Linked DNA regions of Homo sapiens: region 2 is linked to region 1. Evidence: chromatin contacts called from ENCODE Hi-C data. All regions are on one chromosome and are shown on one strand. The core of a region is the stretch at or near the end of the contact, and the rest is flanking DNA. Distances in the headings are between cores, read along the strand shown.

Evidence for each region. A loop is a pair of places that touch in the nucleus more often than their neighbours do. Pooled maps may share reads with other maps.
Region 2: a loop to region 1 is called in a map of heart right ventricle, with 3 times the contacts of the local background. The contact joins the enhancer-like site here to the promoter of LNX1-AS1 in region 1. A Hi-C loop is called at or near these places in 15 of 168 maps with a recorded cell type or tissue (Calu3, IMR-90, MCF 10A and 10 more), 4 of 37 single-sample maps with no recorded cell type and 23 of 50 pooled maps.

Annotation. Positions count from the first base shown.
Region 1 is chr4:53,498,786-53,501,593 of GRCh38, forward strand. It overlaps LNX1-AS1 (LNX1 antisense RNA 1), which reads left to right and starts at 1,292. Exons shown (of 4, transcript NR_046622.1): 1 at 1,292-1,342; 2 at 1,632-1,717. It overlaps LNX1 (ligand of numb-protein X 1), which reads right to left. Exons shown (of 11, transcript NM_001126328.3): 5 at 1-58.
Region 2 is chr4:53,904,772-53,907,641 of GRCh38, forward strand. All of the region lies in intron 1 of LOC124900702 (a long non-coding RNA gene), which reads left to right. Among named protein-coding and RNA genes, the nearest start is that of CHIC2, 160 kb to the right of the region's middle. Within about 2 kb of position 1,305, at least 9 of the 41 ENCODE cell types and tissues checked have a DNase peak (open chromatin) inside an H3K27ac peak, as active enhancers do; they include IMR-90, heart right ventricle and ovary, where a contact is called at or near this core.

The sequences.
Region 1 (2,808 bases), core at 42-2,541:
TTGATCTTGATGCTGGTAATTTCACCATCTGGAATCAGGTGGTACAACCTTGGAAAGACTGAAATGGACAAAGAGTGTTTATTTAAGACACCCACCCAATGGACCTTTCCAACTACTCTTCTTGCCAAACTTCAGTGTCAGCCAAACTAAACTATTCATTTTTCCTCATACATGTTTTCCATTTTCCTGCCTCTGTGTCAATGTAAGTTTCTCTGCTTGGAATGTTTTTCATCCTGAGCTTAAACCCAATTTTTCCTTCAAGGCCCTTCCAATTAAACTCTACCCTGATTCCTCCTTCCCTTGCTCTAAACAGCCCACTTCCTATAAAGCTTTCTAGCTATTTCTCATGGCACTCAACCCATTATTGTTATTTTTACCTTTTTGTTTTTGTTTCTGTTTTTTGAGACAGGGTCTTACTCTGTTGCCCAGGCTGGAATGCAGTGTCTCACTACAACCTCCGCCTCCTGAGCTCAAGTGATCTTCCCACCTCAGCCTCCCAAGTAGCTAAGACTACAGGCACATGCCACCATTCCTGGCAAATTTTTACATTTTTTGTGGAGACGGAGTTTTGTCATGTTGTCCAGGCTGGTCTTGAAATCCTGAGCCCAGGTGATCCACCCACCTCGGCCTCCCAAAGTGCTGGGATTACAGGTGTGAGTCACCTCTCCCAGCTTATACTCATTTCTTATATACCTCATATCATGCCCATAAAACCTGAGGGCATAAACTCTCGCTGTTCCATGGTTCTCTGCATATATCTCTGCATGCAGAGGCCTTCAGCTGAAGTTTACTGAATTAATAGAAGTGAATGAATCATTTTTAATGGAATGAATTGCAGTTTTATCGCTTGCTTATTGAGAGGTAAAAAACAGAACCAATTTGCCACTTTGCCCTCTCAGATAATTTTGAAAATTTCTTCCTTAAAGACTCTGCTTTTCAGGCTTGGGGGAACATCAGTTCTTTCTACCAGACATTGTTGTTAACAAATGGAAGAGGCCTGATTCATGATCAAGAAGAGGCCAAGGCCTAGTTGGTGGCCTTGAGCAGTTCATCCCTGGTTTGCCTGAAATCACTGAGTTCAGAGCAAGGAGATTCAAAGATCATCTAGGCTGGTGTTTTCAAACTGTATTTTTAAACTGATGAATCTGCTTTCCCCAAGAAATCTCTCCTAGCTCTCTTCTCATCTTTCATCCCATTGTGACCACACAGAAAACAGCTGCTCTAATTGTCCTGCTGCTTGACAGTGATAGTCAAACACTACAAGTGAGGAGGTTTAAGGCTGAGAGAAGGGGAGTGAAGTAACTGACTGGACATCCCAAAGTTAGGTGGTCCTGAGAGCCAGGTCAGAACCCAGAGTTCTTGTGACCGGTACTCTCTGTCAGGTATCCCTGGAGCCAGGGGTTCACAGCCAGGCCAGAGCCCATGAGGGACTTGCTCTATGGACCTATGAGCCAGCAGCACCGACTGGCATTGTTTTTTTTTTCACTTCAGTTTGAATAGAAGTGTTCAGAGGGGACACCAACAAGTGATGGGAACAAGCCACACCTAGCTTGGTGGAAAAAGGGGCTCCTCCAAGCAGCTAGAGGCTCAAGTTTGAATGTAAAGGGCTGAGATGCTTCTGTCTTCCGTAGGTGCTGACAGCTGCCTCACCTTAAGAGTCTCCTTTCGTTATGGCATCTGGAAAGATCTCACATGGCAGGCCTGCTTCTAGTTCCTTGTGAGCATTTTCAAAACCCGTGACCTTAGTCCATTTTCCCTAATGAATTAATAAGTACTCAACTCTCTAAGAACAATAAAGAATTAAAATTATTTCTAAGTATGTTAGGGCAAAGTAACTTAGTGGGCAGAGGAAACCCGAGATGTTGTAAATGTGGGTCCTTAATCTCTATACTGATTGAACTGAAGTGACTGCATAAGGCAGGGGTAAGCTGGCTTCAGCAGTCAGCTCCTGGTACTAACAGTACTCGGGTGATTGAGTTCAATTAATGTTTAAACTACTTTGGTTATATTAAGTAGGCTATACCACAGGCAATTGCTAGAACATGTCTGGTATAACAAGGGAATGGAAAAAAATTCATTCTGAGCAAAGAAAGATTTGGAAATAATCACAAAAGCCAATTTTCCCTCCCTCATTCCCCTTCCCTTGTTACCATCTTTTCCAACAGATTTACAAAAACCACACTGCCAAACCTAAACCGCTAGAGAATGTTTGATTTGATAGCTTGAAAGGACATACCATTCACACTTGTAAATGATGTTAGAGCAACACCAATGAGATCCTAGTGACCTTAAAGAGATAAAGGAATTTTTAAACTGCCAAACTTGTGTTGGTCTGGAAAGTAAAAAATTTGCTCAATATTATGTCCTTACTCAAGGACTAAAGGATATAATCTTATTAGCTGAGAGTTTGTTATATGCTGACATTGAGTTAAGGTATTTGAATGCATTTTTTTGTTTAGTCTTCACAATAACCCTATGAAATAGATGATAATAATCTTTTTTTTTTTTTTTTTTGGGGGTGGGGGGACAGGATCTCACTCTGTCACCCAGGCTGGAGTATAGTGGTACAATCTTGGCTCAAAGCAGCCTTGACCTCATGGGCTCAGGCAATCCTCCCATCTCAGACCAAGAAGCTGGGAGTACAGGTGTGTGCCACCATGTCCCACTAATTTCATTTTTTGTAGAGACAAAGTCTCACCATGTTCCCCAGGCTGGTCTCAAACTCCTGGGCTCAAGAGATCCTCTCACTTTGGCCTCCAAGTGCTAGGATTACCGGTGTAAGCCACCATGCCCAGACCCATCTCTGTC
Region 2 (2,870 bases), core at 55-2,554, 410 kb after region 1:
GAATGAGCCTTTATTGTGGACAAGCTCTGTGAGTGAAGGCCCTCCTTGAGTCTGGTGATAAAAATAGGCTATGGCCAGGCAGGATACAGAAGAGCATGACCAATCACCAAATAAAGGTTTATTGGCTTATACATTTTATTGTACCGTGACATCCCTCCTTTCAGCTTTAGATGTCAGCAGCTGGTGGCAAGCTTAATGACTGATGCATAGGGGAACAGCCATGGACACCACAGTTTGGCTCCCCCTAAAACAGTGATGCTTCATCCTTACTTGGCCAGCTTCTGGAATCCTAGTGAACACACTACAGAACATCAGGTTTGCCTGGGCAGTAACATCCAAGGGGAGCTTCCAGGTTCCTCTTGGCTGAGCAAGACTATTTTTTTCCTTATTTCAAAGAGCTGTTGTTCTGACTAAAGGAAGAGAGGATGTATATGGTAATGAGAACTGTATACATTTCTCCTAAAGTCTCCTACTTTATCTTCTTTAATTCTGCATCTGACTCTGCCTGGGTAGAAATCGTATTCAAAATTATCCCAGCCTCTTCAATCTCCTTAATAAGATCTCTCAAAATGGAACACACTGTCTCGTGTGCCTATAAGGGATGTGCAATGCCTCTTTTGTGCTTTTGTTCACTCTTATCTGATGTTCTAACACATTTTCACTTTGAGGAGTTTGGAAATGTATCTGCATAGTCATTGCCGTTTAAGTACTCCACTGATTACAAAATGCTTTCATACACATTGTCTTGAGGAAATGCTCTGAAAAATAAACTGCTAACACTCTGGTAAAGAGCCTTCTGCAGTTAGCAAAATAGTCACCAGGACCTTCTTTTTAAATGACTACACTTTCCACACTTTTTCTATCTTTGTTGACTTAAGTTCAAAGTCAAACTAGAAAATCTGTTTTGTCAGATGGAAGTTCGCTACTCACCGTTCTGAGAGGCTCCATGCACAGCTCATTGTGTTACCCCACTGCACAGAATCTACTCTTCTAGAGAGACACTGGCAGCTTTGTGCTTTGCATTTATTTATTCAATGCTGCAGTGGCTTAAGCCAGTTTATGGAAAATATCTCTAAACACTGAGACCTCAGGGCTAGGAGGAATTCCTAGACGAGCTCTAAATCAGTAGTTATGTTTGGCAGATTCTATATTCCCACGGAAAGGCCAACTAAACAGTCATTACGCTTTATAGGCGTGCCTGTGTGTCCTTCGTTATTTTGGAAGTATCAAGCAGGGCCTAGAAGCATGGTATAGTTAGTGCCAGCACATAGTGGTGGCCTGCAGTCCAACCATGCTGATTGATTTGATGTTTAGGGAGGCAGTTTCAGAGGAAATACGGTAACTCGCTTGTCTATCACCGTGCTTCCTGGATGAGCCCCAGAAATGCAGCGTTTGGGATACCATTAGCAAGCGTGTGGCAGCCTTGCCCTGCTGAGACTGCTGGTGATTGAAAAGTGCTCAAACTGTGGTCAGAGAAGAAGTGTGCAGATGAAAAGAAGGGAGATAAGTCTTCGATCACGACGCCTGCCCTTCTTCACCTAAATATCCCCCAGGACAGTTTGCCAAACACCAGCCTGTTGCTCAAATGAGAGAAAATAAGCCTTTAGTTTCTGTTTCCACTCTGCTTCATAAATTAACACCATCAACTGACTTTTCCCCGGCCTTTCTCCCACAGCTTATCTTTACTGCCAATAATCCTACCCATGAGAAAGATCTTTGACAAGTCAAGTACTACATAAATTCAAGAAATTCATATGTGGTATTTCATGCACATTTCAAATAAAGAAACTTACAAGGATACCGTTTAAAAAAAAAAAAGAACATCCCCATAGTTTTGAAGCAAATGTGCATTTTCTCGTTAGTAAAGAGACGTTTCCTTCCCTCTAACTTCCCAGTGTTGGACAAAGGACTAAAATTTCATGTTATAAGGAAAGCATGTAAACTCCGCACTGCTTTTCTCTGAAATAGCAGTCATTTCAATGATGTGCTCTATCATCAATCCCCGGAGACTGTAGGCTTTTCTGTAACTGGTTCCTTTTCGTTTTCCTCATTGGATAATAATTTTTCAGAATAAAATCTTTTGGTATCAGTATTTTCAAAATATTTCAAGACACCAGCCATTCTTAATCAGGCCACTGTGGAGCTCTATGCAATTAAGTTGCTAAAGTTAGGACAGAGCCCTTAGTTTCAGATTTCAGCTCCATATATCTGAATGGAAGCTCTTGAATGGATGAGCATTCTGACTACTGCCTGGCTAATAATTTTCCACTTGCATTTGGCCGATCCTACACACATGAGCATAAGCCAGTGTAAATGCTCCATCAGAGGCTCTTAGCAGGAAGAAAACAACTAAACAGATTCATTTCTTGACTTTCTTCTTTGATAGATATTTTCTTACTCTTAAATATACTTTACTCCTGATAATTTAGAGATCTATCGTTGGTGAGAGGATATCATGAATTATGAGTCCTTGCATTCTTTTTATAAAGGTAATATCCCCGGTTTGATGAGACAGAAATTTGCAATAGCATCTTTGCAGGGCTTTTCAAAGAGTAGTGGGAATGGAAAAGTTCCCTGGGACCCATTTCCTGACTGTTCCATTCGTGCTGATCACGACTTTAACCATGTTTTTCAAGCTGCCAATCAAAGCACACGTTCTATAAAATACAATTCCCTGGTAGGCACAGTGGAGCTAAATATTTGTCCCTAGAACTGTCCTGGGAGAGAAAGGACATAAAGTTGCTGCCACTAGGTTAAAATTTAAGAACAAAATTATAGGAAGCAGACTCCAAACTATTTTCTTAAATTAATTCTTCCTTTTCCAACCAGAACACAATCTCCCCTATTGTCATGTACGCCCTGATGCCTAG